2 separate regions of the Homo sapiens genome follow, and region 2 is linked to region 1. Evidence: chromatin loops called from intact Hi-C (ENCODE). Cell type or tissue: body of pancreas. All regions are shown on one strand. Links, peaks and the distances in the headings refer to the core of each region. The heading gives the core; the rest is flanking DNA.

Region 1 (5,377 bases), core at 239-5,238:
GAGAGGCCAGGAAGGTAGCAGGGCCATGAGGTCCTAGAGGAACCTCCTAGTCTTGGAACCTTGAGAAGTTTCCAGAAATGTGTGACTGCAAACCAAGGGCAGGATCAGGAAAAACAAGGAAAGCAGATGTGGGTCCTGGACCAACTGCCCTCCTAAGGTCTGTCCTCAGCAGGGACCTTCCCCTGACCTGTGATTACTGGGGTCAGATCCCCATCACTACAATCATCAAGGTGAGAAATCTGTCCTTCATTGTCACAGGTGCTTACAAAAGAGTAAGTGCTGGCACACAGGGCCCAGGCTGGGTAGGCCCATGAATGTGGATGGTGCTTCCCGGTAACCAGGCAGAACACATTTCTACCTGGAGCTTGAAACCCCCAGTGGGACAAGAAAACTCAAACCCGACTCCTCACCCCTTCCCCACCTGAGCTCTTCTTCCTCCACATCACAGCAGTGACCACAGCTCCAGTGACCACAGCTCCAAGGAGAACCAGGCCAGCAATGATACCCACAATGGGGATGGTGGGCTGGGGAGAGGGCTCTGGGAAAGGAGGGGAATGTGAGGGTTCTGACCTCCAGGACCCAGCCCCGACCCTGCTAAAGGTCTCCAGAGGGGCTCCTGCTTTCCCTAAGAGACATGGCCGCCCCCATCTCTCTCCTTACCCCATCTCAGGATGAGGGGCTTGGGCAGCCCCTTGTGCTGCACATGGCATGTGTATCTCTGTTCCTCTCCAGAAGGCACTACCACAACCGCCCACTTCTGGAAGGTTCCATCCCCTGTGGGCCTGGTCTCCACGAGCTCCATGTCCTGGGTCTGGTCCTCCCCATCCCGCTGCCAGGTCAATGTGATCTCCGCAGGGTAGAAGCCCAGAACCCAGGACCTCGTTATGCCTCATGTTCAGAGAGGGGGGTGGGTCACGTGTGTCTTGGGGGGGGTCTGAAAGGAAGAGTCGGAAAACTCAGGCACTTTGCATTCCTCATGGGACACCCCAGCAGCGCCCATGTGACCATCCTGATGAATAGGACACCTGGGGTGGGGAAGGGAGCACAGAGCCCAGACACCAGCCTGGACACAGGCGCCTGGGATAATCTCCTATTCCTTGGAAAGTTCTAGTCTCTGAGCAGGGTAGCAGGGACTTCTGGTCCTGATCTGAGTGGAGGCCAAGGGACTCAGAGGAGCTGGAGTCAGACTCCGACACATTGAGTGTGAGGCAGAGAACAAGGCCCGGGAGGAAAAGTCCTGGTGCCCAAGGTTGCTGTGGGGTGAAAGGGGACCGCGGATCAGTCTTCCAGGGATTGTCTTCCCCTCCACTCCCTCAGAGACTTCATCCCTTAATTGTCCCAGGAAGAGCAGGGTGGGCCCTCAGAGTCAATCTCTGATACAGGATCTGGAAACCCAGGAGGATTCCTCTCCGTCAGGACAGGAGGGAGGGCGATATTCTGGTGGTGGTTCCATTTTCTTCCCCTCCTTGTGCGAGGCCAGCCCGGGAGATCTACAGGAGATCGAGCAGGCTCCCCATGGCCCCTGGTACCCGCGCGCTGCAGCGTCTCCTTCCCGTTCTCCAGGTGTCTGCGGAGCCACTCCATGCAGGTGCCCTCCAGGTAGGCTCTCCTTTGCTCAGCCACATTGGCCGCCTCATACTTGCGCTGGGTAATCTGAGCCGCGGTATCCGCGGCGGTCCAGGAGCGCAGGTCCTCGTTCAGGGCGATGTAATCCTTGCCGTCGTAGGCATACTGCTCATACCCGCGGAGGAGACGCCCGTCGGGCCCCAGGTCGCAGCCAAACATTCCCTGGAGGATGTGATACCCTGGCCCAGTTCCCGCGGTCAGCCCCGCCCACCGAGCCCTGGCCCGGCCCCTAGCAACCTGCGGAGATTTTGGCCTCAACTGAAGATGAAACCAGGTAAAGGCGCCTGGGGCTCTCCCGGGTCGAGGATCTCTGCAGGTCCCGCAGCCTCGGGGTCGATCTTGGACCCGGAGACTCAGGGGACCAGGGCCGTCCGTGAGGCATGGAGCGGGGAGTAAGTGATCTGCGCCCCGGGCCGGGGTCACTCACCCGCCTCGCTCTGGTTGTAGTAGCGGAGCAGGGTCCGCAGGTTCACTCGGTCAGTCTGTGCCTGGGCCTTGGCGCCCAGTGTCTGTAGGTCCCAATACTCCGGCCCCTCCTGCTCCACCCACCGCGCCCGCGTCTTCATCCTCAGACTCACGGCGTCACTGTCGACCCGCACGAACTGCGTGTCGTCCACGTAGCCCACGGCAATGAAGCTGGGCTCCCCGCGGCCCGGCCAGGAAACGGCGGTGCTGAAATACCTCATGGAGTGGGAGCCTGGGGGCGAGGAGGGGCTGAGACCCGCCCGACCCTCCTCCCGGCGCGGCTCCCCGGGTCCTGCGCCCCAGCCAGGTGGACCTTTCGCTCCTCACGGCAGAGGCCGTTTCCCTCCTGACCCCGCACTCACCCGCCCAGGTCTCGGCCAGGGCCAGGGTCCCCGAGAGCAGCAGGAGGAGGGTTCGGGGCGCCATGACCCCATCGTCGGCGTCTGGGGAGACTCCGAGTCCCGGTGGGTGCGTGGGGACTTTAGAACCGGGGCCGCGCGACGCTGATTGGCTTCCCTAGAAACCCGACACTCAGTGGGAGTGAGAACTGGGTCCGCGTCGTGAGTGTCCAGGAAGAAGGACCCGTCGCAGGCTGGGAGAGGGAGAAGAGAAACTCTGCGGAGATGGGGAATCCCCAATGCTGCACCTCCCCAGCCCATGCACCGCCTTCGGGGCCTGAGACCCTGAGAGCCATGCCTGGGGCTCTGGGACTTCGCCCTGACCCCGCTCCTCCTGTGACAAACGCTCTGTCTCAATGTTCCCTGAGTCTTGGTCCAGGAGCTGTCCGAGAAACCAGGAAGAAACCCTCAGCTTGGGCCCCGTCCCTCTCCTTTCACTTTTCATCCGGGAATTCCTGTCCCTGAAATGGACTCCCTGCTTCCCCGCTGCTTACCTGTTCCCCTGGACTCTTCAAAAAGAAAACTCACCCCAGGGAGCTTGGTGCCAGAGAGGGAGCTCTCCCTGGGAATGGAGGTGTAGAGACAGAGGTTTTTTTCTTTTATTTCTTTTTTCTTTTTCTTTAAATCTGGAAAAGTTGTGCCTGGGTGCATGAGATAGTATAGAGACCAGTTTGCTTTTTGTGTATTAACTACAGTGGGTAGCAGAATCTTGGTAACCCCTGAATGATCAGGAATCTAATCGGTAAAAACATGTGACTTTGGCCCCTTGATATATAAAGTGTCTAAAAGCATTACAACAGGACTCACAAAGCTCCTAAGTTTCACTTTTGCAAACAAGGTATCTGTGACTCCCGCTTGTGGTGTTTTAAATTTACCTTTATTCCATAGCCCTGAGTTTCTGTGAGTCCAGGACATCTCCTCAATACAAAGTAGCCACTGTGTTCCTATGTGTTGCAACCAGGAGTCAGTACAGACTTCATTCACCTCAAAGTTGCAAGCGCTCGATGCAGTCACAATGTCCATCACCAGTGCTCATGCACTGCCTGTTTTTAGGAAGTATCCACATCTAAGTGGTGTGTATATTTCTTAGGAACACTTAGTATTTTTAAAACCTGATTAACATAAAAACAATTAGTTTTTAAGCAGACCCACTTAAGGTATTAAAGGCCAACTGCAAGTAACACCCTGCGAGGCTCTGTAGATGGATCTATTGAAATACCATTAAAAAAAGTGTTCAAACCTAAGAGTTGTGCTGCTTTTGAATTCTATCCCTCTACTCCTTTTCCTCACCTACTGCTTCTCCAGCCCTTCCCTCCGTCCCTCTTATCACTCAGCCCCTCCTCTCCCCTTAGTCCCCATCACACTGTCACTCCTGAATTGTGACACTGGCACTCTCCCGTTACCTGCTACGTGACTGTTCTCTCCACAGTGGTCCTGCTAATGTGAGTCAAAGTGTGTCATTTCTCCACCTAAAACACTCCAGTGGCTCCACCTTGGTCTTGTGAAGCTTCTAGAATGTCAGGCACGTGAGCATATGAGGGGATACCTGGTTCATTGTAGGGACTAAATTAATTTTTGTTGACTGAATGAATGAAATATGAGTATATTAAATTGCATCACAGATAATTATAAAATGCAAAACACTGAAAAAGTTCAGAAAGATTTTATTTTATGTAACTAGTGTATATATCAATTCATCAGTTCATTCCATTAGTCTGTTGAGCCTGTGTATGAATTTTATAAGACTGTGTAAAAAATTATCACAAACATTGGCTTTAAACAACACCCATTTATTGTATTTATTTATTTGTTTTTATTTATTGTATTCATTTATTTGTTTTTAGAGACAGAGTCTCTAAAAACTGTCATCCAGCGTGAAGTGCAGTCACATGATCATGGCTCACTGCAGCCTCAAACTCCTGGGCTCAAGGAATCCTCCTGCCTCAGTCTTCAGAGTAGACAGGACTGCAGACAAGTGCCACCACACCCAGCTAATTAAAAAAAAAAGTGTAGAGACGAGTGTCTCACTGTATTACCTGGGCTGGTCTCACACTCCTGGCTGCAAGTGATCCTCCTGTGTCAGCTCCTCAAATGTTAGGATTACAGGAGTGCACCACCACGCCTGGCCAAAAAACACCCATTTATCTGTTTATAGTACCTTAGTCAGAAATCTGGGCATGATGTAGATGGAATCTCTGTTCCAGGCTTCCCAAATCTGAGTCTTCATTTTGAATCCTCCTTTAGGCTTATACAGAGGTGGCAGAATGTGCTTTCTTGCAGTTTTAAGACTGAGGTCCCTGTTCCTTGCTGGCTGTCAATGTAGAGAACAGGGAGGGCTGTACTCAATTCCTGGTGCCCACCAGTGTTGTTTCCTACACAGCCCCTTCATTTTCAAAGCCCACAGTGGAGGAAACCCCTCATGCTGAATCCCTCTCACACTGTGAATCTCTATGCTCAGGAAGAACCCAGTCCTTTCAAGGACTCTCCTGATTAGGACAGTCCAAGCAGCATAAACCCAGCCTGAAGTCAACTAATTGAGCCCCTTTATTATGTCTGCTAAATTCCTTCACAGCAGCACCTACATTAGAGTTGGTTGAATAACTGGGGGAAGGTGAATGACCAGGAGGTGGTTGTTGGGGCCATCATAGAATCACTCTAGCAAGGGATGAATCTTCCTTTTGTGTTTAATTGGGACACAGTTGGAAATTGAAGTTCAAGTAAAGTGATCATTGTGAACGATAATAAAATACATCCTCTTCAGCCATGGAACTTCTCCTTTCCTTTTAAAACTAAGTTACATGTTTAATGTCTTATAATTAAGTTAGGCAGGGGTGGTGGCTCACGCCTGCCATCCTAGCACTATGGAAGGCAGAGGAAGGCAGACTTGT
Region 2 (5,377 bases), core at 102-5,101, 150 kb after region 1:
TGCTAAATAAAGATGAGTCCTCTTTCTCTAGTGCTGGACCTAAAGCAGAATGTTCAGAGTCCCTCCACATATCCCAATCCAGCCAACCACATACCATGTTTGCCTCCAGAAGCTCCTACTCCTTCATCCGTCTTTCACGGTCTATCACTTCATTCTGGCTTAAGCTCACACTCCTCCAGGAAGTCAGTTACTGTGAAGGTCACTAACATGCTCAGTATTGTCATGTCTCCACCTGTCTTTACTTCTCTGTAGCTTTCCTCACACTCAACGACTCCTTTTTATTTTGCTCAATTTCTGTGGATTCACTTCACAAATTTTATTATAAGGTAGTTCTAGCTAGAAGAAAAAATAGAGAATTATAAGAAATCTTTGTGAAGCTGCCACCCAGGTTTGTCAATTTGTGACATTTTAATATTATTGGCTGTATGTAGTATACATAGAAAATAACAGAAACACGTGTAGATAGCCCTGATTTTCCACAGTTCTGTTATGCATGTGTTTCAGTCAATACTGTACTGAGCAAAGCAAGAACTGTTGGTGAATGTGTGTCTTGAATTTGCTGTATGCCCCTATATTCTTACTAAGTTTTAAAAAGTCTCTTGTTTTTGTTTGTTTGTTTGTTTGTTTGTTTTTAACATGGTTTCACTTTGTCACCTGGACTGAAATGCAGTGGCACAAACACAACTCACTTCAGCCTCTACCTGCCAGGCTTAAGCAATTCCTCCCTTCTAGGCCTCTTGAGTAGCTGGGACTAGAGGTTTGCGCCACCATGCCTGGCTAATTTCTGTATTTTTTGTAGAGAAAGGGATTTATCATGTTTCCCAGACTTGTCTGGAACGCCTGGGGTCAAGCAATCTGCCCACCTTGGCCTCCCAAGATGCTAGGATTATGGGTATAGGCCCCCTTGCCTGGCTTTACTTTTAGACTTTTTATAAATTGTTTCTTGCTGATTTTGTTATGCATTTGCTTGCTTTTTCCGTTAACATGGTCTATGAGATGGATCAATGTTCACACAAATAGTTCATTTGTTTTCATTGCTAGATAGTATTCCATGGGAGGAATATGCTACAATTTATCTCTTCCCCACTTCATTGACCTCTACATAGTCTTTATTAAAGACACTGCTGCAATGAACATGCTGGGACATTGCTTTCTGGTTCCAAGAATATGTGAGCTCCCCTAGGATATGCATGTAAGAGTGGGGTCACTGCACCCTTCCCATATGATGCTACATGATGTCAAATTGTTCTCTGAAAGAAATAATCCAAATGCCTATCAGTAGGGAGCTGGTTAAAAAGCATTGCATTCAAAAAGGGTAATCTCTATTTTAAAAAATGCATGCCTATACAGTGGATTGCCAAGAAATTTTTGAACAAAAAAAAGAAAGACATAGTGTAGTTCTTGATATTTCTTCATGGGATGGTCTCCGTGATACAATGGTAAGGGAAAACAGCAAGGTACAGAAAAGCATATGTAGTTTGCTAAAATTTGTGTGCAAAGGGAGAAAGAACATACACATATACATTTATATTTGCTTGCACAGTCACAAAATACCTTTGAAAGAATAAGCACTGCCTGATGAGTTTGGAGTGAGAGATGGTCAGGATGATTTCCCGCACAGTCAGGTTGTTTGAAGGGAGGGGAAAAGAGCAAGCAGCAAGTTTTGTGTTTCTGCAAAGACAGAGACAGTGCAGGAGACACTGAGAGCCTGGAGTGTCCGGGAAACCCGAGTCTTTCTGCCATTTCCCCACTTCTGTGTATCTGGCAGGGGGTGGTGATTTCTCATCCTTGAACCTAATTGCACTGTCAGTTGGCCCCTCAGGCCTGGGCAGATGGGATGGTTCATCCCCTGCCCTGCAGCAAGAGGGCCCTGTCCAGGAGGCACCCACAGCAGGGGCAGTGCAGGTCTGTGGTCGCTCCTGCTCTCACCTGTGGTGTCTCCTGAAGAGGGATTGTCAGTTCTGGTTCCCCGTGGGCGGGAACGGTTGCCTTGTAGGTTACTGGGGCACTGGCCAGGAAAGGGGTGTGAAAGTTATGTGCTAATTTCTCAAAATTCCTGCTTTAAATGCTGATGTCCAATAAAGATGTTCGTAGTTTCAGCTGGGTCTTAAAAGGATTTCCACCAATACTAATGTTGTAACCCATATCAAATGAAACAGGAACTCAAATGTGGAGCTCCCTCTCCAGGACGGTCCATGTGGGAGACAGTGGCTGTGGCAGTGGCAATCCCCAAGTGCAAAGGGTGGGCAGAGGCAGCCTCAGGCTGAGGGGTCTCAAGAAACTTTCTACTCCACAGGGAGAAGAAGATCCCCTATGGGCTGTGAGGGCAGTGGCTTGGGTGGAATCCCTGCTAGGAATCCCTGCTAGGAACAGGAGAGGAAGGCCTTTCAGCCTCCCCAAGCAGCAGCCCTGGGGAGAAGCTGTGCTTCCAGGGATGAGTGGACCAGGCTGGAGCAAGCATGGCCCAAGTGCAGGTCATGGGCCTGGGGGTCAGGGTAGGCTCCTTGAGCAAGGGGGTTCCCAGGGTCAGGTCAGCTGCAGACCCCATAGCAGCTACATGTTTCCATGCTGGGCCTGCCATGCTGATGGGATTCTTAATGGGCTTCCCAGTTAGGAGCTGCCTGCTCAGGGCTGGAAGTGGAGGAGCACTGAGCTGCAGGTGGAGGGCAGAACCACAGTGTTTAGGGCCTGCCTTTGTGTGCAGGTGTCTCTACAGGTGAGGTGGGACTGGGGACTGAGGAAGAGAAGGACTGTGCGTGTGACCCAGCCCAGTCCTGGAAGGACATGGAGCCAGGGCCAGAGCCTCTCTTTGGGGAGTCCTCCTGCTGTCAGAGCTGGCCAGGCTTGAGAGGAGGGGAGGGCACTGGGTTTTTCCCAGGTCTTGTCCTTTGGTCCTGGGGCTCTTTTCCTCCTTGCATGGTGGCTGGTGGGCACAGGGCAGGGGCTGATGTTGATGGAGTCACGGGAGGGGACTGGCAGGGGCTGGGAAAAGTGCCATGGGAGGGAGAAAAAAGTGCAGACATCATCTTCCCTCGGAGAAAGGGTGAATCTGATTTGGGACTGACTGAGGAGGGAGAAGTCGTCAGGGAGTAAAAAGCAGCACTGTGCACCCAGGGGAGCACTTACTATTTTTTCTCTTTTCTCCAGAGCACATGAGCCTGCAAGGCCCAGATCAACACCTGACTCAGACAGAACACCAGGGCAGTGCACAGCTGGGATTTCAGTCTCTGCTCTCAGCTCCCAGGTCCACTGGCTCTACTGAGGGCACCTACACTCTGCAGCCAGGCGGCCTGGATTGAACGCCCTGCCCAGGTCTCACCAGCACTTTTTCTCTTGCTGGCTCAGCTTTCTCATCTATGAAATAGGGAATGTAACAACATTTATTTCTTGTGGTTGGGTGGATGAAAAGTGTTAGTATATATGAGGTGTTTGCAGCTGTGCCATATTATTTTTGTTATTTTGTTATGATTTTATTATATTTTAATACATTAATGTCATGTAGTTGTATTATCACAGGTGAGCTTTATGAGTGAGTGTCCTGGTGACGGCTCCTCCGGGGAGCCAAGGACCAACTTTCCTGGCACGTTGAGGTCCCCTCGCCCTGTCACACTCTCCTGCATTACCCCATTCTACTCTGTCTTCATATTTTATACTATAGATATTTAGCTTTTAAATAGACATTTCTGGTCTGTGTTTTATTTCAAGTGTCTGGGAACGGATAGAGTTGAGGTTCAAGGGAGAATGAGAGCTCTGTCTAGATGCGTTGACATAGCACAAAGAAATCTCCCCTCCTCCCTGATATCTCCCCGCCAGTTCTCAGGGAAGGACAGATTCAGAGCAACACAGACAGGTCTGGAAAGGGATGGGGGGACATCTGAAGCAAATGTTCAGGGCCTGAAGCTGTGAGAGTACACCTGCCCTACAGAGTTGGAGCCCTCATGTGATGATGCAGAGCTGAAGTGTTATATTCTGGAGGGGATAAAAAGTGCTCTGGGGTTTCCTGATTATGAAGGGTAGGGGTCAGTCTGCTTCTAGGAGATGTGGACTGAATTAGTGAAAAATAAATGCACAGGGAATGAGGATGAGTAAAGCAAGCATCAGCATCTCCCGCCATCAGTTCAGACTGATTCGGAGGTGGGGAGGTGGGATAGTTCCTGACCCTGTTGCAAGGTTTCTTTTGACTTTCTGGTTTTGGGGCACATAGATGGGTGGTGCTCTTCTTGGTCAGGGCGGCCTCAGCTCCACCCAGGTAAGGCAGTGGTGGCAGAGAGTTAGGGGAGCACCTATGAAACAGACCAAGGCAGGGATGGGAGCCCTTGGTGCAGCAGGAGTGCATGCAGGACTTGCCTGGAAGCAAGAGTATTAGGGACCCTAGTCAGGTCCTGGTCCCCTCCCTGCCTAGGCTCACAGGACAACCAGTAAAGATGCTGGAGTGGGGAATTCATTCATGGGCTATCTATCCAGAGTTGTTTATAGACATATTCTTTCAAGTTTGTATTCAGGGTTGATGTCACATACACATTTATACATGCTGTTTTATGTTTAAGTGTTTTTATATTTTGGTTAGCCCTTTATCATTGTTAAACAAAGTTGTCATTAGGCATAAACTTGCATGTTAACTGAAGCTTTTGTTTTTATTTTATTCGAAGTTACAATTGCACATAATGGAAAGAGTAAATATTTGTGCAGGACTTTCTGAGAAAAATGAGAGTCTTCTCTGCCTTTCTAGGGAGAGTCCTCTCTTCTCTATTTCTGCCTTTCTAGGGAGCAACCACTTTCAAGTTTCAGCTGATTCTTTTGACTTTACTTTCACATATCTAAGCACCAAAGCACCATTTCTTTATTAACATTGCTTGATTTTTCAGTTGCAGCCATTGACTATTGCACTGCACGATGGTGGAATCAATAGTTAAGATTACTTGTTCTCTTTCTTTTTGTATTTTTTTCTTATTTTTTAATTTATTTAAATAAATAAAAATATTCTACCTCCCCAAAACCCCTCAGGACCCACACACAGGCACTGCAGCAGCGACAGGAGGAGGGGGCGCTGGGAACAGGAAGGACACCACCGCTTGGCCTCCGGCACCGGAGGGACAACCTGGAGGGCTCCGGGAGCACCGCAAAGGTCCAAGCGGAGCCAATCCTCACAAGCCCAGGGAAGGGCAACGTGACAGGCCGGCGGGACAGCCCCACCGCCGCGAAGAGGGGCTGCCCAAAAGGCAACAGCCATAGGAGATGAGCAGGGGTGCCTGCTGCGTCGGAGAACTCATCTCCCCAACCCCACCGACGCCACAAGGTAGAGGGCGAGGACAGCGAGGTCGGCCGGATTCCGCACCCCTGCCTCCAACCACCGCCCATGGGCGGGGAGGAGAGACTA

Evidence for each region. Peaks named below come from ENCODE experiments on the same cell type or tissue, not always from the same donor. Only the 100,000 strongest peaks of a DNase experiment are listed, where the experiment ranks them.
Region 2: a loop joins it to region 1, with 4 times the contacts of the local background. A loop is called at or near these places in 109 of 110 quality-filtered maps.

What each region holds. Positions count from the first base shown.
Region 1 is chr6:30,003,746-30,009,122 of GRCh38, reverse strand. It overlaps the pseudogene POLR1HASP, the pseudogene HCG4P3 and the pseudogene HLA-J. Among named protein-coding and RNA genes, the nearest start is that of HCG9, 31 kb to the right of the region's middle. In body of pancreas, for the core only: no CTCF peak of the experiment used is centred there; DNase peaks (open chromatin) are centred at 1,732, 2,272 and 2,642; H3K4me3 peaks cover 1,644 bases.
Region 2 is chr6:29,850,257-29,855,633 of GRCh38, reverse strand. It overlaps LOC105375010 (a long non-coding RNA gene), which reads left to right. Exons shown (of 4, transcript XR_926681.2): 2 at 3,148-3,312; 3 at 5,005-5,377. It also overlaps the pseudogene MICF. Among named protein-coding and RNA genes, the nearest start is that of HCP5B, 21 kb to the left of the region's middle. In body of pancreas, for the core only: no CTCF peak of the experiment used is centred there; no DNase peak of the experiment used is centred there.